Regions from separate parts of the Homo sapiens genome. Here regions 1, 2, 3, 4, 5 and 7 are each linked to region 6. Evidence: chromatin loops called from intact Hi-C (ENCODE). Cell type or tissue: heart right ventricle. All regions are shown on one strand. Links, peaks and the distances in the headings refer to the core of each region. The heading gives the core; the rest is flanking DNA.

The links. Peaks named below come from ENCODE experiments on the same cell type or tissue, not always from the same donor. Only the 100,000 strongest peaks of a DNase experiment are listed, where the experiment ranks them.
Region 1: it touches region 6 in a loop (9-fold over the local background); 28 of 110 quality-filtered maps call a loop at or near these places.
Region 2: a loop joins it to region 6, with 4 times the contacts of the local background. A loop is called at or near these places in 10 of 110 quality-filtered maps.
Region 3: a loop joins it to region 6, with 3 times the contacts of the local background. A loop is called at or near these places in 42 of 110 quality-filtered maps.
Region 4: it touches region 6 in a loop (7-fold over the local background); 22 of 110 quality-filtered maps call a loop at or near these places.
Region 5: it touches region 6 in a loop (4-fold over the local background); 19 of 110 quality-filtered maps call a loop at or near these places.
Region 7: a loop joins it to region 6, with 2.6 times the contacts of the local background. A loop is called at or near these places in 9 of 110 quality-filtered maps.

The regions. Positions count from the first base shown.
Region 1 is chr13:66,620,221-66,624,571 of GRCh38, forward strand. All of the region lies in intron 4 of PCDH9 (protocadherin 9), which reads right to left. The region is part of intron 2 of LOC105370247 (a long non-coding RNA gene); the gene reads left to right. Among named protein-coding and RNA genes, the nearest start is that of PCDH9-AS2, 200 kb to the right of the region's middle. In heart right ventricle, for the core only: no CTCF peak of the experiment used is centred there; no DNase peak of the experiment used is centred there.
Region 2 is chr13:65,938,865-65,943,215 of GRCh38, forward strand. No RefSeq gene overlaps it. Among named protein-coding and RNA genes, the nearest start is that of MIR548X2, 25 kb to the right of the region's middle. In heart right ventricle, for the core only: no CTCF peak of the experiment used is centred there; a DNase peak (open chromatin) is centred at 2,137; H3K4me3 peaks cover 1,738 bases; H3K27ac peaks cover 1,416 bases.
Region 3 is chr13:65,655,132-65,659,482 of GRCh38, forward strand. No RefSeq gene overlaps it. Among named protein-coding and RNA genes, the nearest start is that of LINC01052, 210 kb to the right of the region's middle. In heart right ventricle, for the core only: a CTCF peak has its summit at 1,786; no DNase peak of the experiment used is centred there.
Region 4 is chr13:66,992,603-66,996,953 of GRCh38, forward strand. All of the region lies in intron 2 of PCDH9 (protocadherin 9), which reads right to left. PCDH9-AS4 (PCDH9 antisense RNA 4) reads left to right here. Exons shown (of 3, transcript NR_046637.1): 2 at 3,620-3,679. Among named protein-coding and RNA genes, the nearest start is that of PCDH9-AS4, 3.9 kb to the left of the region's middle. In heart right ventricle, for the core only: a CTCF peak has its summit at 1,789; a DNase peak (open chromatin) is centred at 1,769; H3K4me3 peaks cover 1,413 bases.
Region 5 is chr13:65,924,785-65,929,135 of GRCh38, forward strand. No RefSeq gene overlaps it. Among named protein-coding and RNA genes, the nearest start is that of MIR548X2, 39 kb to the right of the region's middle. RefSeq lists an enhancer at 2,133-2,632. In heart right ventricle, for the core only: a CTCF peak has its summit at 2,193 (motif pointing right); a DNase peak (open chromatin) is centred at 2,187; H3K4me3 peaks cover 515 bases.
Region 6 is chr13:67,221,858-67,226,208 of GRCh38, forward strand. PCDH9 (protocadherin 9) reads right to left here. Exons shown (of 5, transcript NM_203487.3): 2 at 3,548-4,351. Among named protein-coding and RNA genes, the nearest start is that of PCDH9, 6.3 kb to the right of the region's middle. In heart right ventricle, for the core only: a CTCF peak has its summit at 2,585 (motif pointing left); a DNase peak (open chromatin) is centred at 2,544; H3K4me3 peaks cover 4,000 bases; H3K27ac peaks cover 702 bases.
Region 7 is chr13:66,833,575-66,837,925 of GRCh38, forward strand. All of the region lies in intron 3 of PCDH9 (protocadherin 9), which reads right to left. All of the region lies in intron 1 of PCDH9-AS2 (PCDH9 antisense RNA 2), which reads left to right. Among named protein-coding and RNA genes, the nearest start is that of PCDH9-AS2, 11 kb to the left of the region's middle. In heart right ventricle, for the core only: no CTCF peak of the experiment used is centred there; a DNase peak (open chromatin) is centred at 1,737; H3K4me3 peaks cover 748 bases; H3K27ac peaks cover 3,349 bases.

The sequences.
Region 1 (4,351 bases), core at 251-4,250, 600 kb before region 6:
AGTGACAATTCATTTACCGTCACTTACTTGAACAGTTTATCATTTATTGAGCATCTACTGTGTTTCAGGCCCTTTAATTTTTATAAGAATATTTTCAGATATTAGTAGGCTCATTTTGGTGGTTAAGTATCTGAGACTTAAAGACCATGTTGACACTAATTTTACATGGATATGCTCTAAAGAAACTGAGATTTTAACTTCTATGCCCTACTGGCCATGACTTTTTATAGGACAAAGAAGGCTACATTGCATACAAACACACACACACATACACACACAGACTTTACTTCAGTAAGATCTATTCATCCCATGTCACTTGTTTAAAGTATCACTTTATCTATAGAATCTTTATTGATTCTTTATCCAAGGCTTATTCTATGCTAAAACCCACTCTTTGTATGCTTACTAGTATTTATTCTAACACACTAATTTTATTGGTATCTAGTACTTTCTCTCCTACAAAAATCAGTGTTCCTTTTTTTTTTGTCTTTTTTTATGGTTTATAAAATCTTCATAGCATCACTGCTTCATAGCTCATAGAACAAAATTGCAAAACAATTTCAGGAACCTCACAAATTCCTAAAAATCTACTTGTGGTCCTCTTGGACCAAGTAACACAGACTAAGAATTCTTGCACTAAACTGGAAGTTGTTTAAGCTTACTGAGTCTTGGTTTTAATGTCTATCCCCCAAACCTAACGTACTACCTAGTACATAATTGACTTAACATGAATGTTTGCAGAATGAATAGATAAATGAATTAAAAAATGGGTGAATTATGTAAAGCTCAAATGAATAATGTATACGAAGATATATCAAGGTAACATTTATATAAGTTTAATGTAAGTTTCTAAAAGTTTAATATAGACTATGGCAGACAAACTCTAGGGTGATTCCTCATGATCCCCACCTCCTGATGTTTATGACCATTTGTCACCTTGAGTGTAGGCAAGACATGAGGCTTGCTTCTAACCAACAAAGTAAAGCAAAGATGATGGAAAATCACTCTGATGGTTATGTTACATTACATAAGACTCTATCTTGATACAGACATACTATAGAGACCTTGTCTCTCTAGCTGGCCTTGAAGAAATAAGTAGTAATGTTAACAGGTCTACATGGCTAGCAGCTGAGTGTGACCTCTAAGAGCTGAAGGCAATCCCCAGCTGACAGGCATGGAGAATAGAAAAGTGACCAAATAGTCCCTAGAGATTAATGAGGAGACAATTGCTAATCAAATAACTGTACCTATTTTCTTTGAGGAAAAGGTATAAGGTTCATGATAAGAAAGTATTGTTCCAGTGAAAAGAACACTGATAGAGGAGTCGGCGTATATGAGTTTTATTGTAGACTCATAAACTATGTGGCTTCAGGCAAAGCACTTTCCTTTTTATGCCTCTGTATAAAACACTGTTATACAGGATGATCTGTAGGGTCCTAAGATCTAAATTTTTATTAATCTAGTACCAAAGACAAACAAAAAACAAAGCAAAACAAAAACACTAAAAACTGCAGAAGTAGTTCTCTCACAAGTTATTTATCCTATTGAGAGGTGACAGAATGCTGGCAGTCCTCACAGCCCTGGCTCGCTCTCAGCGCCTCCTCTGCCTGGGCTCCCACTTTGGTGGCACTTGATGAGCCCTTCAGCCCACCACTGCACTGTGGGAGCCCCTTTCTGGGCTGGCCAAGGCTGGAGCCGGCTCCCTCAGCTTGCAGGGAGGTGTGGAGGAAGAAGCGCCAGCGGGAACCGGGGCTGCGCGTGGGGCTTGCGGGCCAGCTGGAGTTCCGGGTGGGCGTGGGCTTGGTGGGCCCCGCACTCGGAGCAGCCGGCCGGCCCTGTTGGCCCAGGGCAATGAGGGGCTTAGCACCCGGGCCAGCGGCTGCAGAGTGTGTACTGGGTCCCCCAGCAGTGCTGGCCCACGGGCACTGCACTCGATTTGTCACCGGGCCTTGGCTGCCTCCCTGCGGGACAGGGCTTGAGACCTGCAGCCCGCCATGCCTGAGCCTCCCCCGCTCCGTGGGCTCCTGTGCGGCCGAGGAGCCTACCCTACGAGTGCAGCCCCCTGCTCCACGGCGCCCAGTCCCATCGACCACCCAAGGGCTGAGGAGTACAGGCCCACAGCGTGGGACTGGCAGGCAGCTCCACCTGCAGCCCCGGTGCAGGAGCCACTGGGTGAAGCTAGCTGGGCTTCTGAGTCTGGTGGGGACGTGGAGAACCTTTGTGTCTAGCTCAGGGATTGTAAATACACCAATCGGCACTCTGTCTCTAGCTCAAGGTTTGTAAACACACCAATCAACACCCTGTGTCTAGCTCAGGGTTTGTGAATGCACCAATCCACACTCTGTATCTAGCTACTCTGGTGGGGACTTGGAGAACCTTTTGTGTGGACACTCTGTATCTAGCTAATCTGGTGGCCTAGTGGAGAACCTTTGTGTGTAGCTCAGGGATTGTAAACGCACCAATCAGCGCCCTGTCAAAACAGACCACTGGTCTCTACCAATCAGCAGGATGTGGGTGGGGCCAGATAAGAGAATAAAAGCAGGCTGCCCGGGCAGGCAGTGGCAATCCGCGCTGGTGGACTTTCCCACTGTGGAAGCGTTGTGCTTTCTCTCTTTGGAATAAATCTTGCTGCTGCTCACTCTTTGTGTCCACACTGCCTTTATGAGCTGTAACACTCACCGCAAAGGTCTGCAGCTTCACTCCTGAAGCCAGCGAGACCACGAACGCACCGGGAGGAACGAACAACTCCAGACGGGCCCCCTTAAGAGCTGTAACACTCACGGTGAAGGTCTGCAGCTTCACTCCTGAAGCCCGCGAGACCGCGAACCCACCAGAAGGAAGAAACTCCGAACACATCCGAACATCAGAAAGAACAAACTCCAGACACGCCGCCTTTAAGAACTGTAACACTCACCGCGAGGGTCCGCGGCTTCATTCTTGAAGTCAGTCAGACCAACAACCCACCAATTCCGGACACACTATCAGCCGACTATTTGACCAACACATTGTGTTAACATTTAATTTCTCAAGCTTCTTAAAGATAAGATGAGTGTCCTATAATTAAAAATGCATCCCCAGTAGTGATTGTGTTGAGTCATGTACTATGTTAAACCATGTATTCACTGAAGGATGTTTTTCTGAATAGCAAAAGCTGTGGAGTCAGACACTCCTGAGTTCATATTTTGGGGCTCACCTGCTGGCAAGTAGGCTTTTTCTTTTTCTTTTTTTTTTGTTAAGAGACAGAATGTTGTCATTTCACCTGGGCTGGAGTGCCTGGGCACGATCATAGCTTACTGCAAGCTCAAACTCCAAGGCTCAGGCAATCCCCCCACCTCAGCCTCCTTAGTAGCTAGGACTGCAGGCACAAACAACTTCACTTGGCTAATTTTTAATTTTTTTTGTACAGACACGGTCTTGTTATGTTGCTCAGCCTGGTCTCCAACTCCTGGCTTCAAGTTATGTCCTGCCTCAGCCTCCCAAATCGCTGGAATTATAGGCATGAGCCACTGCACCCGAGTCATACTCAGCAGTTTTAGACAAATAACAAAATTTCTGAATTTCAGTTTACTTATAATACTATCTAATTTACAGTATTAGTGGGGGATCATATACAATGAATCAAAATATTTACAAGAATTCCTGGGTCATAAACAGGACTTATTAAATATTAACCATAAATGTCAGGTATTAAAACTATACTCAGTGAGAAGTTCATCAACTGATTAGTAACATAGTCTAGATAAAGTCAGAGGCACATGACAAGCAGGATTTTCAAAGTAAATATAACTTGTAATTTTGCACATGATTAAACAGCAGAAAATCCTTTAAAATAACATTTAAAGAAATATCAGATACAGAAATAACTCTATTCATGATTCTCAATGGGACAAGATTAAGACTTAATTTTGAATTAGTGGTAATAACTGTTCCTGATCTGAACACATAATTGTTTTTGTCTGCTTTTGAATTAGTGAAATTCTTTCATCATCCTAGTTATATTTGTTTAAAAAATAAGAATCCTCAAATGAAAGTCATTTTACCATTTTCTTAGAATTAATGGTTTCATTGAATTTTACATAGAGTTTATGATCATGTTAATGAGTTAACTTCTTAAGTAAATATGATTTACTGCTACTTGGGAATGGAATAAATCTTCCCCTGCAGTAAAAGGTAACAAAATTCAGTGCGATAAATACTGCACATTGTGTGCTTCATTTGTAGGGCAGTTGATTAAGTGTGCTCTAGGTCTTGGATATACTTAGAACACAGAGACACTATCTATTTGGTTGCCAGAAGGATAGCGGTCATGCCCTGCCTTCAACTTCTCTTGGGCACCCTACAGGCAGAAAAG
Region 2 (4,351 bases), core at 79-4,078, 1.3 Mb before region 6:
TTAATATTTGTCGATTATCCATGATTTGGTTTACAAATCTAGTGTAATCCTAGGCATTTGGATCTTAATACTCATGGTTAGTGTTAGCTATTGACCTGAAAGTATCATTTATTTTATATTTAACCTTTCTTTTCATTCATAAGTAATCACTGATTCAAAAATTTCTCTGAATATACATGTATGTATTAAAGCCAAATAATATGAGTGAAAATAAAATCCAAATTTTTATCCTTAAAAAGAGATTTCTTTTTTTATTTACAGAGAACATGGATTTTAAAATGTTCAGATAGACTTCTTTAGAGAATAAAGGTGGAGTAAATACTGAAACCAAATTTTAATTTTAGCAACCAGTAAAAGCTGTCAGGCCAGGGCAGGGAGGTGGAATGTATCCAGGGAAAAAGGCCTGTCCACCTGGCTCTTCACATGTATAACACATCCCAGAGCTACAGGACTTAGCAGAAATTGAGCTGGGGGAAACTGGGTTGGAAGAAGGGATGAGTTCAACTTGACTAAAAGTGGTGTCTCAAGTAGGCAGCATAGGCAGCACCAAGCTTCTACATAAAGAGGTACAGATAACAATGCTAGAGGTGAGAACAAAATAGTCAATCCAGTGAAAACTGAATTATAAACCAGCTAGATATCTCAGAATAGTACAGTAGAGAATCAGGATATGGCATCTCTGAAACTTTGCCAAAGTATTTGCTGCTCTCAGCCAGCTCTTATTGGCCTGGTTGTCATGCTTATCTCTCGAGGAACTTTTTTTTTTTTTTTTTTTTTTTAAGACGAAGTCTTGCTCTGTCGCCCAGTCTGGAGTGCAATGGCGTGATCTCTTCTCACTGCAACTTCTGCCTCCTGGGCTCAAGTGATTCTCCTGCCTCAGCCTCCTGAGTAGCTGGGATTACAGGCACCCACCACCACGCCCAGCTAATTTTTATATTTTTAGTAGAGACGGGGTTTCACCATGTTGGTCAGGCTGGTCTCGAACTCCTGACCTCAGGTGATCCACCCACCTCAGCCTCCCAAAGTGCTGAGATTACTGGTGTGAGTCATCGTGCCCAGCCCATCTCTAGAGGATTTGAAAGGCACTGCACATCCTCAAATATTTGGAGAGGAAAGAGGAGTCTTATGAGGTTTACAAGGTCAGTAAAATTATGCTTCATTGTTTATAAATGTTCTATTTGAAGTAACTTAATTAAAATAATTCCCTTTTCCCTGTTCCACGATAACATGCACTACATGTATGGAAAATTAATGAAATGCTATCTTTTGGCTAGACAGAAATTGTCATTATTACTGCAAAAGATGAATCTTAAACAGTATTCTAGAAAAAGAGCTGGACTGAGAGCCAGGACCCTGGCTTTGCCATTGTGCTCCTGGGCATTTCACTTATTCTTTCTTAGATTCAGTTCTCTCATCTGTAAAATGAGCAGGTTGGGCCAGATAATCTCTGAGGCCTATTCCACATCCATAATTGTACAAATCCATCATTATTATCACTACTTAATGTGAACAGCTATCTTGTCAGTGTATACATATACTGATTCAAAGCTGTTGGCTTAATATAATGAGACTTTAAAAAATGTCTGTTTAATTTTTCATAGAAAGAAAACTGAAGTAACGGATTGAACAAATTTTAAAATAATGTAATTTAGGATGCTGATGCTTTTATTAGAATAGATAAAACATGGTTTGATTTCCTATAACATCTATTCATGTTGCACCCTCTTCCAATATTTTCATACAGATTTTCCCTCTGCCAACAGCAGTAACCAATTTTAATTGAATGGGGGAAAACAGTTCTGATTGTCTATGTCATTCTATTGGATTTCATATCATTGAATTTCAAACCAGTTTCACTGGGACCTGCCAAGAGTGGCTTATGCCAACCTCTGAGTCTCCTTGTTATACTTCTATCCTGGGTAGCATTGTTTGCCTTTTTGTCTGCTCTCTGATTAAACTGACATCATTTTGCCTTTTGTGACTCTGGTGTCATTTTCTGTTGACAGTGTCTAGTAACGGTAACAGAGTGGTGTCCTTGTGGAATGGGTAGCAGCCATTGATTGGTTAGGTGTATTAATGCTGGCCTGTTAAATGACATGCAGACGTGTCTTTGTGCTAAATGGCAGCTGAATGGGTGCCAGCGAGAGAGGTTATTAAGCACAGATAAGAGGCAGCACCTCTATTCACTGGCAATGTCACTTTCTCCCATTTGAGGAGAGACATTTGTTCAAGACACTTTTTTTCTCCTCTCACTGACAATACGTAAGGCAGAAAGTTGGTGTCTACGTTGCTGCATGGCTGCAGAATAGATTGTTTCGAGAAGGTGAACTCTGGAAAGGTACATTTAGAATGGTTTTTACTTAAAACTGTATTTCAATGAATGTAAACCTTCAAATAACAAAACTTAAATTGTTAACACTATCAGAAAAAGCAATCGAAAGCACAGTGAAAACAGGTGTCACTTATCATTGCTCTTTATCATTTGGAAATGAAGAAATAATTTTATCTTCTCAGGTCTTTAAAGAAAATATTGCCTTTTAGTATTAATATTATAAAATATTAAACATTTTGAAATAAGCAAACAGCAAAATATAACAGAACTATAAAACTTTTCAAAATAATTTAAGAATAAAGTGGTGAAAATATTCTTTGTTTTCATTTTATTGCTTAAATTTTCAGGTATGAATTGTATATGGTTTCAGATATCAGGTATATAACAGACTTAACATTGTACTTACTATTGAAAGCCAAAAAAGTCTTTCTGTTCTGAGGAAAATGTCTTCAGTTGTCCTCTTCCCGTTACAAATTAAGCAATGCTGACATTTTCTGTTCAGGTTTAACTGATACTGGCTAGGCTTGTTATTTGTGGTTTTTGCTTTACTTTGAAATATTCCCCAAATCCTAACTTAGAATCAATCACACTTTAAGAGTTTAGCCTGTTGCAATGATTTATCTCCTATATCTTCCTTCAGTCTCCAAATTTCTATGAACATACTCCTTTTTGTCTTAACATAAAGCAATTCTTAAGATTTGCTTATAGAATGTATTAAATATAATTACTAAGTTTAAAACATTCTGCTAGGCACTAAGGACAGAAACAAATGGACAAATATTAATCCCCTGCTTCCATTATGTTACCTCTTTGAGCCTCTATTTTCTTTTCTGTAAAATGAGAATTGCAGTATATCAAAAAGTTGTTCAGGGGTTTTAAATGAAATAGTGTATAGGAAGCACATAGCTCATTGCAGGATGCAGAGTTAATGATTACTAAACATAATGTCTTTATCCCCAAACCATCATAAAATAATTAAATCACAACCTCTAGGTTCTACTGTGTTTGAACCATGTATCAGATTTGTCCAAGAACCATTCCTTATAGATAATAATCAAGAGATCAAGAAGTGAGATACGATCTCTGACATGTTTATTCGTAACTCAAATAGAAGACAGCAGTCGAACATATACACACGAAGAAATATATGTGTATTATTTACTTGGTGACTGATATGTAATCTGCACTGTTGTTATTGTTGTTGTTTGTTTGTTTGTTTTCAGAGACAGGGTTTAATTCTGTAATCCAGGCTGGAGTGCAGTGGTGTGATCATAGTTCACTGTAGCCTTAAACTCCTGGCTTCAAGGGATCCTCCCAACTTGGCCTCCCACAGTGCTGGGATTACAGGTGTGAACCACCACGCTTGACCTTGCACTGCTTTATTTATGACTCTCTAAAATCTAAGTCTCTTCACCCATTGGGATGATATTTCATTACATCATGATAAAGTTTTAAGACATAATTATATCAAGAAATTCATAATTATAAATTTTAAGGTCTTTAATTGCCTTTAAAATGGTTTATGATTTTCTGCATATCCTCTTGTGCATAAAGTTTTGGAAACTTCTTGATCATAGGGGCCCATTTATGTGCCTAAATTAAAAGAAAATTCAAATTGTTTATTAGCTGCTACTGTAGATGTTACAACGTTCTCAGGTGTATTATTGTTTCTCAAGACCTCAGGTAAGATTTGAGTTAGTTATCTTAAACACATATTTGGGAGGTTGAAATGGATTATAAATTGTTCACTTGAAACTCAGTATATTTTGGCTTGAGAAACTACAAATTATAATGATTCTCAGAACCTGATATTAATAATAAATATATTTTTATTATGCCATGAATTCTTAATGTTTTCCAGAATATTGGGTATTGTTTCTTATACTTTTAAAATTTACTCTGCCAAATATAAATGTGCACACATCATTTTTATAGCTTTTGAAAGCACACATTGTGCTTTCTTAAGTACATAGTTTACTATTATCTGTAATAATAAGTCAGACTCAAAGAACTCCAGCC
Region 3 (4,351 bases), core at 154-4,153, 1.6 Mb before region 6:
CATATGGACTCTGACCATGTCCTTACATATGTCCTATCATCCTAATAAAAGCCACCACCATCTCTCACAGGGTTTACCGTAATAAAGAAAAAAAGAAAGGAAGGAAGAAAAGAAGGAAGAAACGAAGATGAGAAGGAGGATGAGAGAAATGAAAGTCAAAACTCCTTACCCTCTTTATGAAAGCCTTATTTGATCTGGCCCCAACCATAGATCCCATCACACTTTTATCTTACCTTCCATGCTGATCCCAAATTGTAGCAGTAATTTTGAAATATGACAAACTCTTAGGAACTTAAGAGTCTGCAAAATAGGTATTCTGATTTCCTGGAATATACCTCTTCCTTTTTCTATGATTTCAAATTTCTGTTTAAATGTCATCTTTCTGCCTATGCAATCTAAAGAAATTTTAAAAATCACTATCTCAAAAGAAAATCACTACCACGTCACTTAATTCCCTACATAGTGCTTAGTGCTATCTCGCATATGACACACATACACATGCACCTGTATACATATATAATTTGTCTGTATCTCCATATTAACATATAAGCTCTTTAAGAGCACCACATCAAGTGCTTTAATTGCATTAAGTACAAATGAATCCTGGCCATGTAAAACAGTGACTGGTAAATAATATTCATTAAGTAATTACTTGTTTAATAAGCAAATGAATTGATAAGATTGAATATTAATTATTCTAATATTTTAGAATTTTATATAATTGGAGTAACCAGACTAATTCCATTAAATTTCACTTTAAGTTTCAACTCAAGCCAACCATATCTGGAAGAGATTCTTTTTTAAAGAATATTGGAAAAATGTACTCATTTAACAATATTTTACAACTTCTAGTACTGATGAATTATTTTAAACATACTTTATTGCATTCACTGAAAATAAGGTAGCCAAATTACATTCTCATAAATACAATGTATCAAAATATTTAAATATTTGCTTGAATATCCATATTATTAGCTTCTTACAACCAAAGTTGGTTTCAAAATCCCTTTTGCTTTAATATTTTCTTCTGGCTAACATTCATCAAGTGTTCTTATACATTGTACTAGCACATATTTTGCATTTATCAGAGTTCTATGTTTTTTCCTAAATAGATTTGCAGGGCTAGAAACAACTAGAGATTAAATAGCAACGTGAAGGTATTGTAGAATAAAATGAAAAGTGGCCACCCACAATCAGAATTGATAAATTTAAATTATGTCACCTAAATGCAAACTACTAGTAAATATGCTAGTGTATCACAAACAGAAATTAATTCAAATACGTTCTTCTAGAAGATACTTGGCAAACATTGGATGTGATTTTCCTATGACTACCTGTCTTCATAAACTAAGTGTAAGTTTGAATTCTCTGCTCTCTATATGGCTTAGCTTTTTCTATCAGGGCAATGCCAATGACATGTATTTCATGATATAAAGATGATGAACATTATGAGTTATTTTATATAGTGCTCTCAATCTTTATTGATATAAAAACACATTAGTTCTAAAGCTTATCCGCAACTCAGGGCAATTAAGTGGATCTTCCTACAGTTTTAAATGAAGTATTTCTGGCAATTAGCAGATAGAAAATGATTTTTTTAAGACGCAGTGACAGCAGTAGAGGACAAATCCCTTAATGCTATGAGAAAGCAACAGTGTGCATGTAGTAATTTTTTAAATGGCATTAATACTGTTAATCATTTTGACCTATCTTCATTGACCTTCATAGTTATACTATCTAAAATTGTTATCCAATTGTTAAATTTTGTTGCTGTGAATTGCTCAAAAAGTAAGCTAGATGGTGCTAGAGAACACCATTCCATTTACTATGTGATAATATTTATAACCTATTTCTTGTTGATAAGAATGACTGAAAATGTTGAGACCCATTACATTAATCTGAAATTTAGTATCACACTATAAATTTAACATAAAGGATTTATAAAGATATCAAACTCAATAAAGGTACAAGATTAAGAGGAAGTATATATTCATAAGCTTATACTAAAGTATAAGATATCACAATCCCAAAATTATAGAAAGTCTATAATAAATTTTTATGGCAAATAATTACTATTATTTTAATAAATCTACGGCACATGCATATTTTTATCCTTTTGGGATAACTTTTTTTTCTTGCAGATGTTAAAAACTGGGTGATATGGTTTAAATTGCTAAACTACAACTGAGTTATGCCAAATATCTATTTAGATCTTATCTAGAGCTCATCTTAATATTGCTATTAACATCACTTACACTCATTTCTTAAGGAAAACTAATGTTCGAATTAAAAATAACATTTTTTTAAACAAAAGGAGTCCCTTTTGGTTTAAATCAGATTTGTGTAAATAAACTAATCAATTCAAAGTTTATATGCAGAGTTATGCCTATCAAACTTTTTCCCTTACATATTTTATATATCATTTATAATGTCATTAAATTTTCTTTCATTATCTAATAAGAAAATTTCCAAAATATGGTGCAAAGAAAATTTAGAAAGATTTTTAGAGGTTGGTGTATTAGTTTACCAGGGCTGCCATACAAAATACCACAGACTGGATGCCTGAAGCAACAGATATTAATTTTTCCACTTTTCCGAAGGCTAGAAATCCAAGATCAAAGTATTGCCAGGATTGGTTTCTAGGGAGACCACACTTTTTGGCTTGTAGATATCTTCTCATTGTGTCCCTCTGTGGCCTTTTTCTCTGATGACACAGAGAGCTCTCTGGAGTCTCATCCATGTCTTATAAAGACACCCATCCTGTGGGATTAGGATCCCACTCACATGACCTCATTTAACCTCCTTAAAGGTTCTATCTCCATATGCAGTTAAATTAGCTGTTAGAGGTTCAATATATGAATTCTGGCAAGACACAGTTCAGACGAAAATGGATGCTTTTGAGTCATCCTTGAGTCCTGATGTTAGGACTGATGTTTAATCTCTTCTGATTGAGCTCTTACTTACTCAGGTTCAACTGGTCTCTACCAGTCAACACGGATTTCCAGCAAAATTTCTTCTCTGGAGGGTCATGGACTGTACACAGCTTCCTTTCTCGTGTTCTTCCTGTACTACTTTCTGATCTTAATGACAGGCCTATTAGGACCTACCCATTTTGTTAGCATGTTGCTGTCCTTGCAGAACTGAGAAAACCTGTCTCTGTGACGGTGCTCTTAATTCTTTCTTTCCAATTATAATTTCTCATCTACTTCTAATCCAAGGCATGGGATACCCTGTAGTTCAGATGCCATGAGTAATGTGGGCACAAGGAACTTTCCAAACTACATCTTGAGAAACATGAGGAAAGCTACATTGCATGAGAAGTTTCCCAAACCTAATGAGTGATCCAATTGCCCTTTAATCTGAATTATGATACTACAGTGAAGAGAACCAACATAATTTTTACTGACCTTTTGTCTCTATTCTCACTCCTTGCTTCTTTCCTTTTCCTACATAAACTTAAGGGCATTATATTTCCTCTTCAAATGTTGGCTGTTTCTTTAGTCATTATCTCTTTCTTGCCTGTGCTATTGTTTATTTGAAACCATATTCCCTTTTCCCAGACACTGAGACTCATCTGCTCATCTTTATTGGAGAATATATCTGGTAAAAAATAAGGGTTGTCAAGAAGGTAAGTACACTGTGGTGTAGATGGTGGATTCAAAACATATTATGTTGAGTATCAATCTTAAAGTATAGTATAGCAGACAATTACTACTAAACGTTTGCTTTATTTTTTCATTAAGTTTAAGCCCTATTCAATTTTAATTGAATACATTATGCTAAATTTTCTCATAATACTCTTATCCTACTATTTTTATGTTTTTTTATAATATCTGGTCTTACCAAATTTCTCACTGCCTAGATTAACATTTTTAGAGGATAAAAACTAAGTAGATCCTGCACACTTATTCTTGCATTATTAAATTTTTCTTTTGAAATAATTATAGGTTCATAGGAAGTTTTAAAAATGTACAGGGAGGCGTTTTCTACCCTTCACCCAGTGTCCCGCAGTGGTACCACATTGAATAATTACAGATAATGCCAAAACAAGAGAATTGATATTGGTTCCACAGAGCTTATTTACATTTAATCAGTTTTTACATATATTACTATGCATAGGTAGTGCAATGCAACTTTTTACATGCATAGATGTATGCATTCACCACCACAATTGAAGATAAAGGACTGTTCCATTACCTCAGGGATCTCTTGTGCTATACCTTTATGGCCAAACTCACCCTTCTCTTAAGAGAGGTCCCAATCTCTTAACTCCTGGCAACTACTAATTTGTTATTCATGTCTACAATTGCAGTATTAGAAGAACATATATAAATTTAATTACATAATATGT
Region 4 (4,351 bases), core at 126-4,125, 230 kb before region 6:
TGACATTCTTAGATAATTGTAATGGTTGGTTATATATTTATATATATAGGCTAATTGATTACTTATTTCAGGCATAAAGCCCTGAACAAGTTTGAACTAGTCACAGCAACAAACTGAACTGATAAAAATGCCTGCCTTAGAAGACAAAAAATAGCACAGAAGAGAAAACAGGCCACAGAATTTCCTCATTAAGGATCTTCTAGGGCCAAAGTATATCATATTGTCTATCAGTTGTCTTTATTAGCATGTAAATCAGAGATAAAGAGTGAAAGTGTTGCGTCACTTCAAGCTCTGACTCCTAAAAAAAAAAAAAAAGATCCTGAATGGACTACATCTAAAATGTAAAATAGCAGCAAAGAAGAAAACATGTCTGGCCATACCATATGTGAAGGAAATGTTTAACATTAAAGTTAAGACAATAAAATTTAAATTTCCCATGAAATGAACTCTAGAGGGGACAAAAAATAATTTGCAATCTTCATAAAGTGACTCGTCTCATGAAACAGAAGTATTGCTAACACTAGTTATCATTTCAGTGATTCCACAAAGAATTTCCCACTAAAAATACTTAGTTTTTATGTCATGGAATACATAGTCACCATTTATGAAATATATATTTAAAAGAATAAATGAACATATATTAAATTTAAAAACAATTAACCAAGAAAATGGTTGTATTTATTTTCCTGAATTTACCTGATATTTACTTGGGATACTGAATATGAAAACGTGACATCAATAATTCTAACTTCCTAAAAAATATATTTGCTGCTTGTAAGAGTAATCATTTCAGAAAGCAAAATTATTAGTATGATGATAAAATAAATGAAAAGAACTTGGGTAGCTTCTCTGCTTTTTACCTGAAGCTTCTGATTTACTTTGAAGGGACAGGGAATGGGGAGGCTGAATTAGTGGACCTCCCTACCAACTTGCACAAAGATGATGAATAGGGAAAAAGATTCAAAGTTTTGGCCACTATCATACCATTTACTATTTACTTTATCCTCCTCATACCTTGGTTTAAAATGCAGGACAGGCATACAAAAGCTAACAAGGGTGGGAGGAAAGCAATCAATGAGTGAATAAGCTGTGAAATAATCTGGTAAGAATCCTGATTTAGAAAATCATTTTTTAAAATTACGTATCTTATAATCACACGAAAAATATTTTCAATGGCTTGAGATAAATGGGATCAGAATTCTATAATCATTCAATTATATTAAGTCCCTTTAGTGGCTAGAGGGAAATTGGATTTGCTGATTGATTGATCGATTGATTGTCTACGGCATTTGCATCAGCCGAGATCTAGTTGGAATACAGAGAGCCCGTTAGTTGTTTAAACAGAGAGAATTTAACATGGGGAATTGTTAATTGTTGGAGGACTAAAGGTACAAATAAAAAGTGAGAAAAAGAAAGAAAGAAAAAGGACACTGATGTAGCCTAGTAATGAAAAATTGCGAGAAAAACTAGAATACCTGTAGAGCTTAGGAAACAGAAGGAAGGATTTCGGAGTTATCAGAGACTAAAAGTCTGGCACAGAGCCCTATGGAATTGGGACTCAGCCTTCCACGGAGAGGAAACTGACTGGCGACTCTTGGTAACTCCAAGAGAGAGTGATGAAACTGATTCCAGGAATGCAAAAAAGAAACCAAGAAACTGGCACTGCAACCAGCAAATGGCTGCTGCCAGGATGAAGTGCCATTGCTGCGGCAACCCTGAAAGGAACGGCCTGCAAAGCCGGACGCAGTAGCTCCCCTCACCCCGCCATTCGGTCTCCCTCTAGCGTGCCCTACTGGCCAAACTTATTAAGAAGCCAGATGGCAAAGCGGATATGCAGAGCGCTGAGACTAGCCCGGGGAATCACAAAGCTGGTGGGTTTGGAGCTGAAAGATAACAGCTTAAAAACTGGCACTGACGTTGAATTAAGGAAATTAAGATGTGATAACTGATAAGAATTCTTTCATTCTAAATCATAATATTATTCTGTGGTAAAAACAAGCTGAGGTACTGACTCCAGAAATAGAGCTGAGCCTGTCCAGAGGCTAGATGGCTGGGGACTTCTGAGAGCAACAGAAAAGATGAAAATGTTCAAAGCACAATTTTGTCATCTGATCTCCTTTTTTGAGTCTCCTTTGAAAGAATCACTTCCTCGGTGCTTCAGTGACATTCTCTATAAAACTGTACTGACTTTTTACCCTACTCTACGCTATATATAAATATAAGCCAAAACCACATAGGACCTGGCTATATTTGGTATGCCTCATCTATCATGGATAGTTAATTTGTGCATTCATCTTTTAAAACTAATAATGAATTTCTAAAACCTTTTAAACGGGCTTAAGTTTTGTAATCCATTTACGGAACATGCCTGCAATGAAAAATTAATTATTAAACAAGAGCCTTGGGAGGACATCAGCGGCCTTGTCACCCACGCACTTGATTGATAACATGTCAGTTTCCAGACCACGGAGGGTGCTGACAGCTCTCAAATTTAAACCCGGAAGGGTAATGCTAAGCATGTCATGGCATAAGTCACATTTTTAAATTATTTTTTATTAAATGTTAGATAGAATAAATTCATCCATGCCTCTCAAACTCAGCCTGATTAAATGAGCTGGCACTCTTTCAAATGTAAAGCATGGTTATGGCTTCTCAAGGGCATCGGAAAGGCTGAAGCATAAGACACGGTAAATACAAAAGGCAAAAGAGGTGGACAGTGATATATTCACAAGCACCACGGGCGAAGTGAGGTTTTTAAAAATGCTGAGGCTAACAAAACAAGGGCAGCACGGTCCCCAAATGGTAAATGCACCTGCAGTGAGAGACTCTGCTTGAGTGCTGGTGCATAAAAGTGTCCACCACTAAGGGAAAAAAACAACAGTAACAACAACAAAACCCTAAGAAACAGAAAGGAACAGCTGTAACCAATTTTCAAACCCTAAGTTTTGAGGTTGGGTTAGGAAGTTAGAATTGTTCCATGTTTGTGTCAGTTCTACCCTTTAATTTCACAAAGTTAAGATGGTTTTCTGTGACTATAAAAAAAGAAAAGAACATCTGTTATAGTGTGTCTTCCTGTAGCAAAGACTACTGCTTCTTGAGCTTTTCTTCTTTCAGGCAAACCTCAATCTCATTCTATAAAAAGATTGAAAAATTATGTATATCAAATATACTCGAGCAGTTCAGAGAGAACATATCATCTGCATTACTGCTGTCTAAAAATCCTCTGATATACTGAATTCAAACTAAAAGAACCTAAATGAAGAAAACAATAATTTACTTAGACCCAACTGGGTCACAATATTTGAAAAATGATACAGATTATTTTCTCTGTATACTATGAATTATTGTATTAACTTCATTTATTTTTTTTCAATAATTATTTGCAATTAATTCGGCTGATGGGCTAAACTCTCCAGAAGATACAAATATGTGAACAACACTGTCTAGTCTTGCAGAGCTTTGTATTTAATGGGAAGATACAGTAAAGGAAAATGTTCTGTCTTATCTGAGAGGCACAAGGAAAGTGCTATGTAAACTGAAGCTTGGGTTCTCAGAAGAGGTTTCATTAAGAGAATATCTTACCAGCGGGACATTTTATTGAATGTTACTATTTTTCCAGGTAGTTGGAGTACATTGGTGAATAGTCACCACTCTCTGCCCTTGTGAAGCTTGTATTCTAGTGAGTACAGACAAGTAATATTCAATACACAGTAATAAATATGTTATATGACATGTTAGAACATTAGTGTTTAAAAAAAAAAGAAAAAGCACAGGATAGTTGGGATTCTGAGTTCTTCATGCTGGGAATGAGTGATTATAGTTTTAATTAGGGTGGGTGAGGTAGGCCTCACAGAGAAAGAGATATTTGAAAAAAGATTCTACTACATTCTTTCAACTTTTAAACTAAATAAATTTAATTGTTAAAGAATAAGTAATTTGATATGTGAAGAATTTTAATAAGCATTGCTAGTGTGAGAGTGTTTCAAGAAAGGAAATAGCATCAACATTATAAATTAAGTTTATGTGTATGCTCAGTGCCTAGTACCAAACTGACATACAGTAAGCACACAAAAATGTTTACTGAATAAATGTACAAGTAAACTGATAGTATTATGAAATCCCTGAATGAATGTGTCTAAATGTGAATAGTACTGTTTGGCTAGTAAGTGTCTGGTTTCTTGCAGAATCGTAAAAGAAAAAGCTAACAAGTTAGGTGGAGACCTTACTCCAAATGCAAAATTAAAGGATTTTTATAGAAAATTCAGTATAGAATTGAAAACTAAGTTTTTAGCATCAAGGAAGAAAAGAACAGAGAAAAAGAGTTGTTGACAGGAATAGCATTGTGCTTTGA
Region 5 (4,351 bases), core at 231-4,230, 1.3 Mb before region 6:
GCTTGGTTCGAAATTCACATGATGGAGTGCAGTAATGACATTTTTACTCATATAAATAATAAATTCTAGAAATAGAGTTTTAAGAAATTCTTTGATTAGCACATAAAGTAGTAAATAATATTTAGCTGTTTTTGGATAGTTATTAACTTTGTTCAAATAATTTCTTAACTTCTGTTTTAACAATGATACTTTATATAAAATTTACAACTTACAAAATATATACACACATACTTTTTTTTTTTTTAAGATGGAATGTCACTCTGTTATCCAGGTTGCAGTGCAGTGGCATTATCTTGAGTCACTGCAGTCTTGCCCTCCCCAAGCTCAAGTAATCTTCCCACCTCAACCTCCTGAGTAGCTTAGACTATAGGTATGTGATATCACTCCTGGCTAATGTTTTTTTTTTGTATTTGTTGTAGAAACAGGGTATTGCCATGTTGCCTAGGCTAGTCTTGAACTCCTGTGGTCAAGTGATCTGCCCACCTCAGCCTCCCAAATTGCTAGGATTTCAGGCCTGAGCCACCATGCCTAACCATATAAATCTATTTCTGCACTAATACTACTGAATAGAAAGGATACCTTGCCAGGTTGAAAATCTGTGTATTATAGTGTCTCATATCTTTTGAATCAACAGGAGATATTAACTTACACACCAAAAAAGAAATAGTGCTAAAAATACATAGATTTAAATCTGTATGAAAATATACCTTATTCTCAAGAGCCAGAATGCTCTGCAGATGCTCATCCAAAAGACAGTCAAATGATCATTCAATGTCTATTTTTCCCTGTTTTTATATGACACAATATATTACTTCATAGCATAGCAATATATTTGGTTCATCACATTGAAATTTAGTGCTAACTACCCTGATAGTTTCCGTGTGCCCATAGAAATTATTTTCTGTTTTGAAAATAGCAGTGTAAGAAGGACTATATCTATTCCTTTCATTTCACTTTGAACTATAAGAAACGGAGTGTTACAGGTCAACAATATTTTCCAGTTTTTAAGGTGACTATTTCCCTGGTTCCTGTTAAGCAAGGATGAAATATTATTTCAAATATCTAAACAAAAGTATTTACCATTCATATCCTACCTTTAGCTGGGTGAGTCATTTGATGGCAATTTTCTATTATTTGCATAGCACATGTTAGAGTTTAGAAATAAACAGACATATGTCATTCAAATTTTTATAGGAAAGTGTTTAATTGCTGAGAAGTAAAACACAAAATGACCTCGCAGCATAATTATAAAAAAGAAGCGTAAACACGAAAACAAAGGGAACAGAAAGGCAATGCAATAAATATCACAATCAAACACTTCTTTCATCAAAATATCAGTTCCCTTTTTAAATTCTGAAGTGAATGCTCTAAATTTATTGTTGAGGCTGCTTTAATATTATAGTTTGATGTACTATCTTCGAATTGATCTGATGTTATAATCAACCTTGGGTCAGTAACAGAGACAAAATCCATAGCTTCATGCCACTTAACTAAATAAATATCAACATTCAGGTGAAGGGCTTTGGATTCTATGATTTTACACGTTCCTCACCTAAGTCTTATTATCAGACAATTTTGGTAATTGATGTGCTAATATAATTGTTCTCAACACCTAATTGGGTGTCAACTTTAAGTTCAAAAGGAGCTATGCCAAAGAAGCGTTTTTACGTTTCTCACTCTTTATTTTTCTGTACTAGTGAGTATAGAAGTCTGGTTTGAAAACAGTGATAATATCAGATAACTTCAGGGAAAAAAACAGTGTTTTAAAAACTTTTGGATGGATGGGCTGTAGTCTGAAGTACTACAGGAAGGGAATGCAAACTCGTAACTAGAGTATTTGTCAATTCCAGTTAGTGTAAAAAAAAAACACATACACCAAATCAATAGTGATGAAGCAGGATATTTCCCCGATCCCTTCGCGGGACTCGTGACAGGCGTGCGTGTGCCTCGTTTATTAAGCCTAGCGCTCTCAACTCCTTGCAGGAGGGAGTGTGCGAGTGAACAAGGCAGGAACTAGAGTGCAGGAGGGCTGGAACCAGCCAGCTGCTTTGGCGCGGTGGGATCAAACTCCACTACTCAGAACTACTGCGTTTCACTCCTCATGGGAGGGAGCATGCAGGTGAGCAGGTGCAGGAACTGGAGCTAGCAGTTTTGGGCACCTTCAGGAGCAAACTCTATGCAGGCCCCCTAGCAGCGTCCAGGTGGGGGCGCCTGCAACCTCTGAAGCCCCAGAGGATATGTTACAGTGCTCTTTTAGCTCTGCAGTCCATGGATGGCTTATATATTTACCTCTCAGTGAAACCTCTGCCTTTTCACATGAGGTGGCTGCCCTCCAGCAACAAGGGCAAAGGGCCAGCGTGACAGCCTTTTGTGTCCACACTTGTGGTTCCCGAGATCTTGCCTGGCATCCAGGAAAAGTGAGGTCGCAGTAACGAATTGAAGGATAGTAAATGTAGGGGATTTTATTGCCAATGAAGGTTACTCTCAGCAGGAAGTGGAGCTGAAAGGGGACAGGGTGGAAAGGTAACATTTCCCTGGAGTGTGGCCATCTCTGGCAGGATTCTTCTCAAAGTTATGACATCAAGCTGTCCCTCTGAAGTCAAGCCGCTTCTCTACAATGTCCAGCTGTAGTCTCTGACGTCCACCTGCTTCTCCTCTCTGCCGGCTTAGTCTGAGGTTTTTATAGGGACAGGATGCAGGGTGGAGGGGTCATGGGTAGTTTAGGAAAAGGCAACACTGGAGCAGGAAAACAGGGATAGAATTTCTCACTTTGGGCAGTGGGTTTCAGGCTTTTGGGTTTAAGAGTGGGGTTTCGCTGGGAACCTGCACTTTTCTGCCTAGAATTTCTCAGCCTCATGTCCTGGAAACCAAATGAATAAAATATATTGAAGAAAAGAGAGTGTCCAACTGCTACTGAAAGGTCAAATTCTACTGACAGTTTATGTATACGGGGAGGGAGAATTGACATTAGAGTTTACCAATATAAAGATCAATAGTGTTCACGGAAAGAAAAATTTTGATGAAGTAATAGGAGCAACAGTGGGCTTAACAGGGAGTGAAAATAGAAGAATTAGACACAATTAGTATTGACAACTCTTTCAAGGAGTTTTGCTTCAAAGGAGAGCAGAAGAATAAAGCAGTAGAAAGAAAGCAATGTTTTGAAGACTGACAATATAGCAATAAATTTGTACAGATGGAAATAATTCAATGAGGGGAAAGGAGTAGTGATATAGGCAGGAAAAGAATTGAAGGAATGTTCCTGAGTAGAGAAGAAGAGATGGAACCTAAGAAGGCCTTAGGAATACATAGTTCATCTGTGGAAGAGAAGTTGAATGAGGAGGGAAGAAAATTGTAAAAGGTGTTAAGAGAAGGGGAAATTAATGAACTAAGGAAATATGATTTCTAGTCAGCATTAAAAGCTCACATGAGGTTTGCAGTCATGAAATTAAAGTCAGACCACCAAGATGATATTTCTTTTTCCATACATGGTCTGTTGCTTTGGGTCCAGGTATAGAATATTGAGAAAATCAGACATATCAGGATTAATTTTCCAAGTGAGTACCACAAACTAAGAAAACAACAAGGAAGCTAGACATATTGAAAGGGATTTAAAGTGATTATTAACTATGAAATTTAAGCCAGATTAGGAGATAAATAAAAACTTCAAAGAAGCAAAAGATTACTAAAACCAGTAAAATAAGTAAATTGGAGATCCTAATAGTGCTAAAAGATTTTTAGAGTCAAAAACCTATGGGAGTGAGATGCATAGATAGGAAGTAGTTATCATGGAATGTGATGCATAAAACTGAAATTATAGAGAAATTGCAGTGAAGCAAGGTCCAAGGCATGACCATGAGGGTGAGTGACTGAGATAGAGGAAAGAAGGAGAATTTAAGAAATTGAGAATTCAATGTTTTCAGAGAAGTATCTATGTATATAGTATAATAAACAGGATTAAAATAAACAGGAGTAATGAAGAGAGTTACAGTAAACCAGGAACTAACAAATGGGGAAATGAGGAGGAATAACACAGGAAGCTGGACAAAACAATGAGGAACGGTAGGTGATTTGTAGTCCAATTACATGATATTCAAAGTTAAGTATTCATTATATGAACAGAACTAAAGACAAAAAAACACAGGATTATCTCAATAGATTCTGAAAAGGCTTTTGATAAAATTCAACATCCCTTCATGCTAAAAACTCTCAATAACCAGGTGTTGAAGGAACATAACTGAAAATAATAAGGGCCATCTATGACAAACCCACAGCCCACATTATACTGAATGGGCAAAAGCTGGCAGCGTTCCCCTTGAAAACTGGCACAAAACAAGAATGCTCCCTCTCACCT
Region 6 (4,351 bases), core at 104-4,103:
GGATATGATAATACGAGAGGGAAAGAGGCTGACACTTCCTGTTTCAATATGCTAAGGTAGTGGTTCTCAAAGTGTGGGCCCTGGACTAGCAGCATCAGTACCACCTAGGAACTTGTTAGCAATGTATATTTTCAGTCCTGACCTCAGTGGTACGAAATCAGAGCCTCTGGGGTAGAACCCAACAATCCATGTTTTAAGTAGTGCTCCAAATGATTCCCAGACATTCCACAGGGAGAATCAGTATCATATTTTAAAACAATATCTGTCAACAAGACCATTTTTCTTTTAGGCAAATATACCAATGAATTTTATCATTTAAAGCCTTGTTGGAATGGATAATGTTGTCGTTTTCATCCTCTTCACCTTTTGGCTGTAAACTTTGTTGTTTTTTTTTTTTTTACAAATAATTACCGAGACATGACCTTTTGCCAAAAAAAAAAAAGTAAATTCTTAACCTATAAAGGCTAATCGCACTTCCAAAAATTTGTAAGAAATAATCTGTGAAAAATTTAGTGACACATGAAAGCTTTATAAAATAGAGTGAATGAGGAATATGATTTACAGTGTTTCCTATGTTCTTTGCAGGTTAACACAAGGGAAAACAGCAAGGGGAAAAATATCAGACAATATAGGAATTGATGTACCACAAACAAATTCATGATGAAAACATCAGACGTTATGTTTTCGTTATACATACAGTATAAATGAGTGAAATTTAAGTTTGGTAAGCTTTTAACCAAGAATCTTGCATTTTACCCACATATCAATTAATAGCATAAAATGAAAAGATGGTGTGAGCAATAGTCGTCACACAACTAAAATCTTCACAGATTGTATTTTTTTAAATAAATTCCTTTGAAAGTTTTTGTAGCAAGAAATGTTACTCTTTCAAAATTGTGTAGCTTCAGGAGCACATTTTATATAAAAGCCACTAGTTAAAAAAGTTTTTACTTTTTAGCTTAACTAGAACATCTGCAGATAGCAATCATACAGTTCAGTGAAAACAAATTTTTAAAGAGTAGTATATATTTGATGTCGTTCATTCATAGGAAATATGCTTCTTTTATCCAAAAAAATGTACATATTACTTTGTATATCACTACCACTTCTCCACCGACTTCTATCTCTTTTCTCCAACATCACACTATTTCTTTTTCAGCATGAAAACTTTTAAAAGGTGTAAGCAAAGCCATTTTAATAGCTCTTTATCATAAGAGTGAATTACCTAGTTCCATATGAACATTGGAATACCCATAGGAGAACTGCAAAGTGACACATGGTCACAAGAAATTTCTAAAACGCACTTTAGTTCCAGTTAGAGAATTACTCAGTATCCTATTTGAAAGATTACATCATACAAAGACTTTTATGACTGACTAAGCCTCAAGAAAAGATCTCTTGCATACTTTGCTGAAATGCACTTAACATTTATGTCACTACACTATATATAGGTTCAACTTTTGGGGAGGTCAGAAAAAGTGGATCTATACATCAATGCTAATATCACCACGTATAGACAGAAAAAAAGATGATGCTGGAAGTATATCAGTACATTTCTTTGGAAAGAAAATGTCAGATTTTACATGAAAAAGTTTAAGTCATATTAGTTTCTCAACATAATTATGCATATCATAAAATACCATGTGTATTGTGAGTAACCATAACAGAAGTAAATAATTTAAAAAATTTTCTTTCTGTTCATTAAGAGCAACTTTTTAATCAAACTCATTTAGTTTCATAAATTACTTTTCTTATCATAGTTAACTATTTAACTTTTAAAAACCTTTACTAAGACTGAACATTTTTTAAATTTTAAAACATCAACCTCTTTTCAAATACTAACAAAGTTAACACAAAAATTAAGTCGTTCTAACTTTGACTTATATGTAATAATCTCATAGTCTCCTTTAAAATTCTATACTGATTAAAGTCCTTTCTTCCTGTGTATTTAAGCTGTAAATATTTGTACTTTTAAAACGCTCTACTGTTTAATATTTTACTTTAAGAATGGAGATTTTAGTTGTATGGTAATATGTATTATACTTGATGTTCTGGGAGTATCTGTATGACTCATTGTCAAAATTACTCTTATAAATATTTTATTACCATGAAGCCTTAAGTCCTTCCAGAGCAATAAATGATAGTTGGTAAGGGGGAAACTGTTTCAATAAAACATCCTACTTCACCCCACCCTCAGAAAATAAAAACTCTTGATTCTCCAAAGACTAATCAATGATAACTGTTGATACTGTTCTGCAAACTAATTTTGCTTTACTTGATTTTCTAAAATCTATGTGTTCCTTATTTATAAACAAGTACAGATGGGCCATCACCATAGGTGAACTCCATATCGACAAAGACAGAACTAGCATTACGAAATCCTAGAAAGTTGGTGTGCTGAGAGCTAATCACAAAAGAGCAAGCGAATGAACTTAAATGCTAGTTGCTCCAGAGCAACTATCATTAAATAAAAGGTATCTTTGGCTGTACTACCAGCTTGATCCTTCCCTCCCCCTTCTCCTTGCTACTGCGGGATTGGCACCTGGCCAGCACAAGCGACATGATACCCTAGTGCCATCTACAGGCTATTATCGATATTCAAATTTTGTGGCAACAGACAAGCACCAGTGAAATAAATTAGACAGCGCTGCATTTAAATCTTTATTAACAAGGAATTATTAGACCTAAGAAAAACTAATTCTGGATTTGGTTGAAATATGAGTTTCTCAGCCTCTTAATCCCTCTTCATATGGCATATTTCACAGTTTAAAATGAGTTATGACAGATCACTTATGCATTACTAAGATGAGAGAATATTTACAATGGATTCATTCTTTTCTTTTTAAATCAGTTATATTAGGCAGCAAGCATTCTTTTTTTTTTTTTTTTTGAAAGAGTATTTGGCCACTGCGGACACTAAAAATCTTTCTATTAAGTACCGAATTTAATATATTACAATAAAATAATTTGAAATCAAAGAGAAGACTTCCTATATGGCTTAGTTGCAATCTATCAACGATCATGTGCTTCACAGCTGATGTACATTTAATATTCTACTATCCTGTTTAGAGACTAAAAAAAAAATTAACCCCTTTAGCAACCATAGCTGCAACATAATTGCAGTCACACCTTCAAAAGTCATTGAAAACTTGAGATTTGAAGGTGACTTTTTAGATCAAAAGGTAAGGTGAAAGTCTTGAAGCAGTCAATTTGGAAACCCCCAGGAGCAGAATTTGGCATATCAGGACAGGTTTTTTCTTCTTCAGCAAACATTATCTTGGGACATTTTGGAATAATTTTCTCTTTTCATCTTTTGCCATTTGAAGGAAACTGAAAGGAGAAAATATTCTCAGAACTCAGAAATTTCAAAGCTGTTCTAAAAATTCTTGACTGAGCCCCAGAGGAATAGAAAAGGGGTCAAGTTTTTTTTTACCTCTTTCTAACTAAGCTAAAGTTAGACCAAAACAATAGACATACTGGCACGTTAATACTGGTTGACTGGGCACTTGTATGCAGTACTTATAGACCAGTAAAAGTGCTCGTTTACCTGTCTGGTGTGTAAGGGGCCCTTTGTCTTGAAGCCTCCTTGGGAACTGCACTCTGAGGCACTGAAGTGATCTGAACTAGTGGAAGAGCGTTTAGAAAGGGTGTCACAACCCCCAACAAAGGTGTTGTCCAAAGGGAGTTCCTGAATCACGTGGTGCTTTTTCACGGAAACTGGAGTGTCTGGTTTGAGATGAAAAGCAGGCTGTGGAGAAGCAGATTTGTAGTGCTTGGCCAGGTCAGGACTGTTAGGCTTGAATGTTGTTGGAGGTGCCGGGCCCCAGTCAAATCTTCCTATACTTTGCTCCTCCAGTTCAGCCGGCAGGCTTATTGTCCCATTGATAGGTTCATGAACTGCATCATCGGGTTTGGACTCTTCGATAGTAACAAAGTTCAAAAGAGAGCTTTTGGGAGACTTCCTTTTCTTTCTTTTCTTTTTCTTGTTTTGCTTGTTCTCCTGGTTTGGGGACATCCATTCGGCACCTTGCTTGCTCCTCTGAGCTGCTTTGAACCTTGATGCATGGCGACAGCGCACCAGAACGGTGACGAAGATCACAACAATGACCACCATGGCACCGGCGATGATGGCAATCATGATGGTTAGATAGTCCTCATTTTGATAGGGTTGGCTACTATCCCCTATGTTCCTGTCCAACGGGGTCTCCATAGTCCTGCGGATCAAGTCATAGATATAGGAGGCATTTCCAGCAGTGTCGTTAACATAAAGGAATACAAGCACAAGCGTGTGCAAAGACTTAGGGTACCCCAGGTCACTTATGTTGACCACCAAACGATGCAATCCCACATC
Region 7 (4,351 bases), core at 86-4,085, 390 kb before region 6:
CTTTGTAGTCTTCACAATGTCTAAAGATTATATTTACAAGGGCATGTGATAGAAACCTAATTTTTAATGGGTGAATAATTGAAATATAGTAATTTTGACATTTCTCCCTATTTCTTCCTATAGTTTGAGTTTAAGTTAACAACTTCATATAGAAAAAAAATCAAATGTTTGCAGAATAGGCATTTATGAGTATATGATCATTAGTTTCCAGATTTAAACCTTGGAGAGGACGAAGAAACCAGTTTTATAAATTTGTAATTTAAGCAAATTATTTACTGTGCTATTTAGGAAAATATGGATAGTAGCCAATCAGTGACAGAAATGACTTGTCTATGACCTGTGCTGGTTGAATAGCTGATAATGAGCTGGCAAACACTGAAGTTCATTGAAACTGCTACCAAAATATCTGTTTCTATGGGGAGAAAAAACTTTTGTAGAATGAAAAAAATCTAATTTATAAATCAATTTTTTGCAATATGGCACACTTCATATATACATAATCTTTATACATTGATGTCCCTTCAACATTTGTTTGGCAACTTGTTATTTGTTATCCTGAATATAATTTTATATACCTATGGTCTTTTTTTTTTTTTTTTTTGAGACAGAGTCTCACTCTATTGCCAAGGCTGGAGGGCAGTGGTGCAGTCTTGGCTCACTGCAAACTCCGTCCCCCGAGCTCAAGCAATTTTCATGCCTCAGCCTCCTGAGTAGCTGGGATTACAGAAGCCCACCACCACATCCAGCTAATTTTTGTACTTTTAGTAGAGACGGCCAGGCTGGTCTCAAACTGCTGACCTCAGGTGATCCACCCGCCTCGGCCTCCCAGAGTGCTTGGATTACAGTCATGAGCCACCACTCCCAGCCCCTGATGGTCTTTTGGTTTCTGAACTTTTCAAGGAATGCATTTTATACAACTGTACCCAAAATTACTATTTATAGATATCTTAAACATTGTAGAATCTCACAAAAACACTAGAATGCTTTCGAACCCTTGGACATTTGCTTTGAAGGAAGTACAAGGTAGTATACTGTATTGTTCATATATGTAGCTATTTAACACTAACTGTAAGATGCCAATTCATTGCACATTGGGGAATCTAAAAATTAACCTTTCTGGTTGTGTTTCAGCTAGAACACTCTATGAAAAGAAATATAGCAAAGAATCAAAATGCATAATGTTTACTCAAATGCCACTAATATTTAAATACATCTGTAAGTGAAGCTTCCTACTGATCCACTTAACACTTCAGCAAAAGGCTAATGAACCATGGAACGCTTTGCTCCTCTTCCTAACCTGGATGCTATGTTTAAGAGAATGCTCTCTTTTAAGTAATAGCAGGAATACTATTTAAGTTGAGGTCAGAAAATATCTATCTAGTTAGCTAAGTTTTAAACTTAAAAACAATAACCTAAATAATTGGGACAGATCCATAATCATTACAGAAGTTTATTTACATATGCAGGCTTTACTGGGCTTGGTTCTGTGGAGAGACAGAATCCAAGGACAAGGCCTGGTATGTCCTGAGGACTGACTACCAAATTGACATAGTCACTGAAGACAATCGTCAGCCAGGCCTAGTTCCAATGGGAAACAATTTCCTCTGGCAGCTTTTAAAGTCTGTTTTTGTAGGAAATTGCCTCTTGGAGCATATAAAGCTAATTCATGGCGGTTCCCAGAACTCCCGCACACCCGGCTGGAGCTCCCCTGTGGATGAGGCTGTCTTGTTGACATAATCGAGCTCGGCTCTTGGCAAAGCTCCAGCTGTTTGTGTGGAGCCAGTCAGATTAGGCTGAAAGCCTCTAAATCTTCCAAAGTGTCCCCAGGAAGGGAATATAAAATGGTGATGGTGATATGGCAAGACCCAGGGAACACAGCAAAGTCACGACATTTGTATTTGGGTCTGTCATTGTGATTAAATAACACAGAATTTGTTAGTAGATTTAGCAGAGGTCACGACACAAAAGTGATGGATGATCTGCAGTTCTATTTTTGCCCACTGAATCTGTGTTATATGCCGGGTTAACTTTTCTTTGGGGATTTGTTATGGTGCTACAAAACCTGTCCTCCTGCTAACCACCCAACAATTTTTTTTTATGCTAGAATGTCTATAAACATCTGAATTAATACATTTACAACCAATGGACTTCATTTCTTTGGCATGAAAAGTATTAGAAGACTGTTATATATTATACAACTGAAAGAGAGGACTGCTTTTAATTTGACTATCCTCTCCCCATTCCGTTTAATACATACTTATTAAAGATTGTCAAGGGCAAAAAATGTTATTTACCTCAATTATAAAAAGCAAGCATGAAAAAAACTTAAATATGACCCTAGACACTTAATTTGAGATAAAAGTTAAAAATCAAAAGCATATCATTTTAAAATATAAAAGAACCAGCATATCTTTTTCCAGGTGTGAGAAATACCAAAGTTTGAACATTAAAGTAATATTAAGTGAGTTGAAACATGAGAAACAAAGAAAGCAGCAGCTATACACAGAATAGATAGAAATAAAAATGAGAAAAACATTTAGTCACATGGGGAAACAAAGTTGAAATAAAGTGTATATTTGTTTGAATTTGATATTGTCCACAATAGTGGACACTGAAGTTCAAAACAAAAAGCAATTTCTCTTATACTCTTGACCCCTCTTTCTCGATAATCAAAATCTGACATGAGACCTCTCCCCAGTAGTTTAGGATAAATTTGACGACTGGAGATTCAATAATCTTTATGTTATCCAAATTTTACTAACTATCCTTCTTTTATCATATTCCTTCCTTGTTTAAATATTATTTTCATGTATTTTTTTAAAAAATTACATAATGTTCCTTTTGTTTGAAATGTCTTGCTGATACCTAGTCTTATCTGCCTATCAAACTTGACCCTCTTAATAATTCCGTTCAATTTCCTTTCTTTGTTGTATCTTCACCTCAATCCTACACTTAACAGGAGCAGAAGTTAAATCTATTCTCTGTGCACCTACATCAGCACTCATTTCACTAAGCAGTAATTTTTACTTTTAATCTGTGTTATCCAACAAAAACTGAGCTGTTTGAAACCAGAAATGCCATTTTCCCCAACTTTTGCTATATTGTTGTCTAGAAGAGTTTCTAGGGCTTTGTGGAAATTGAGTAATGTTTCCTAATAAATCCATCAGGGACTTGCCTTGTTTCTGACTTTCCGTATGTTACAATCGGTGGGTAAAAGTAAAATCCTCGGTCAGATTTTCTTTTCTTGAATTCCAGATCTCTGATGTACCATCTGGAATAAGTGACTTTTTTGAGCTTCAAAACTTTCCTATAAAATAGTCTACCTCATGTAGTTCTACCAGAGGAATAACAGCGCTCGAGTACAAAATTTGCTTAGAAAAGCTCCAGTATTTAAAATGTGCCCAAGTATACGCTAAAAATCAGCACCCTCCCCATCACCTCTTGTCAGCATCCACATAAGAGACCACCTGTGTGGAAACAATGAGGATTTCCTTGGCATATGTTCTCACGCATGGATGGAATTGCTAGGTTATAGAACATGCTGAATTTCTGAAGGTCAACTGCTTCAGCTTGCACTTTTGAGGTATACTGTTAGCTGATGCTTTTTATTTTAAAAATTTTCTTCCTTAATTCCAAAATCTCCCCAAAATGAGTTCTCTTTTGAGTTTCTCTTTATTTTGTACTTAATAAATACAGAGCATTTAAAATTTCCCAGGTCCTTTTCTGAATGTTCCACGAGTGTTAATTCCCTTGGTCTTCATGAAGTAAGGTACTGTTAGTGGCTTCGTTTTACAGTGGGGAAAAGTGAGGAATGAAGAAGTTAACTGACCTGCCCACAACGAGGCAAAAACATACGGTGGAGCGGGAGCAGCCTGGCTCCAAAGACCCTGCCCACGACCGCTGCGTTCCTCTGCGCCAACTCTGAGTTGTTCTGCCTTTTTAATGACTTTACTGCCCTCCTTTCCTTTACTCTCTTTTCCTTGTCCCTTTCTGCTTCCCTTCTCTAAATTAAGTAACGAGGAAGGGAAGGAGGAGAACAACACTGTGTAGGGGACAGAAAACTTTCATTTCTTTCTGTTCTTATTTCCAATGTCGCTCTGCTCTGATTCCTACTAAGAAAAAGTGCAAAATATTTCAATTCTTTATGCCCAAATGACTTTCTCGTTAAAAAACGACCTTTCCAGTCATCTTTGTGTAACTATGAGGTATTGGTAATATTTTCATCAAATAGGCTTCAAGGAGATAAAAGCACTCCCCAGGCAATAGAGTTTCAGGACACAACTGCCAAACACACACCCAGGGGAATGAACACAGGGTTTCTTCCTCTCCCATTTCAATCAAAGAGTGCCAG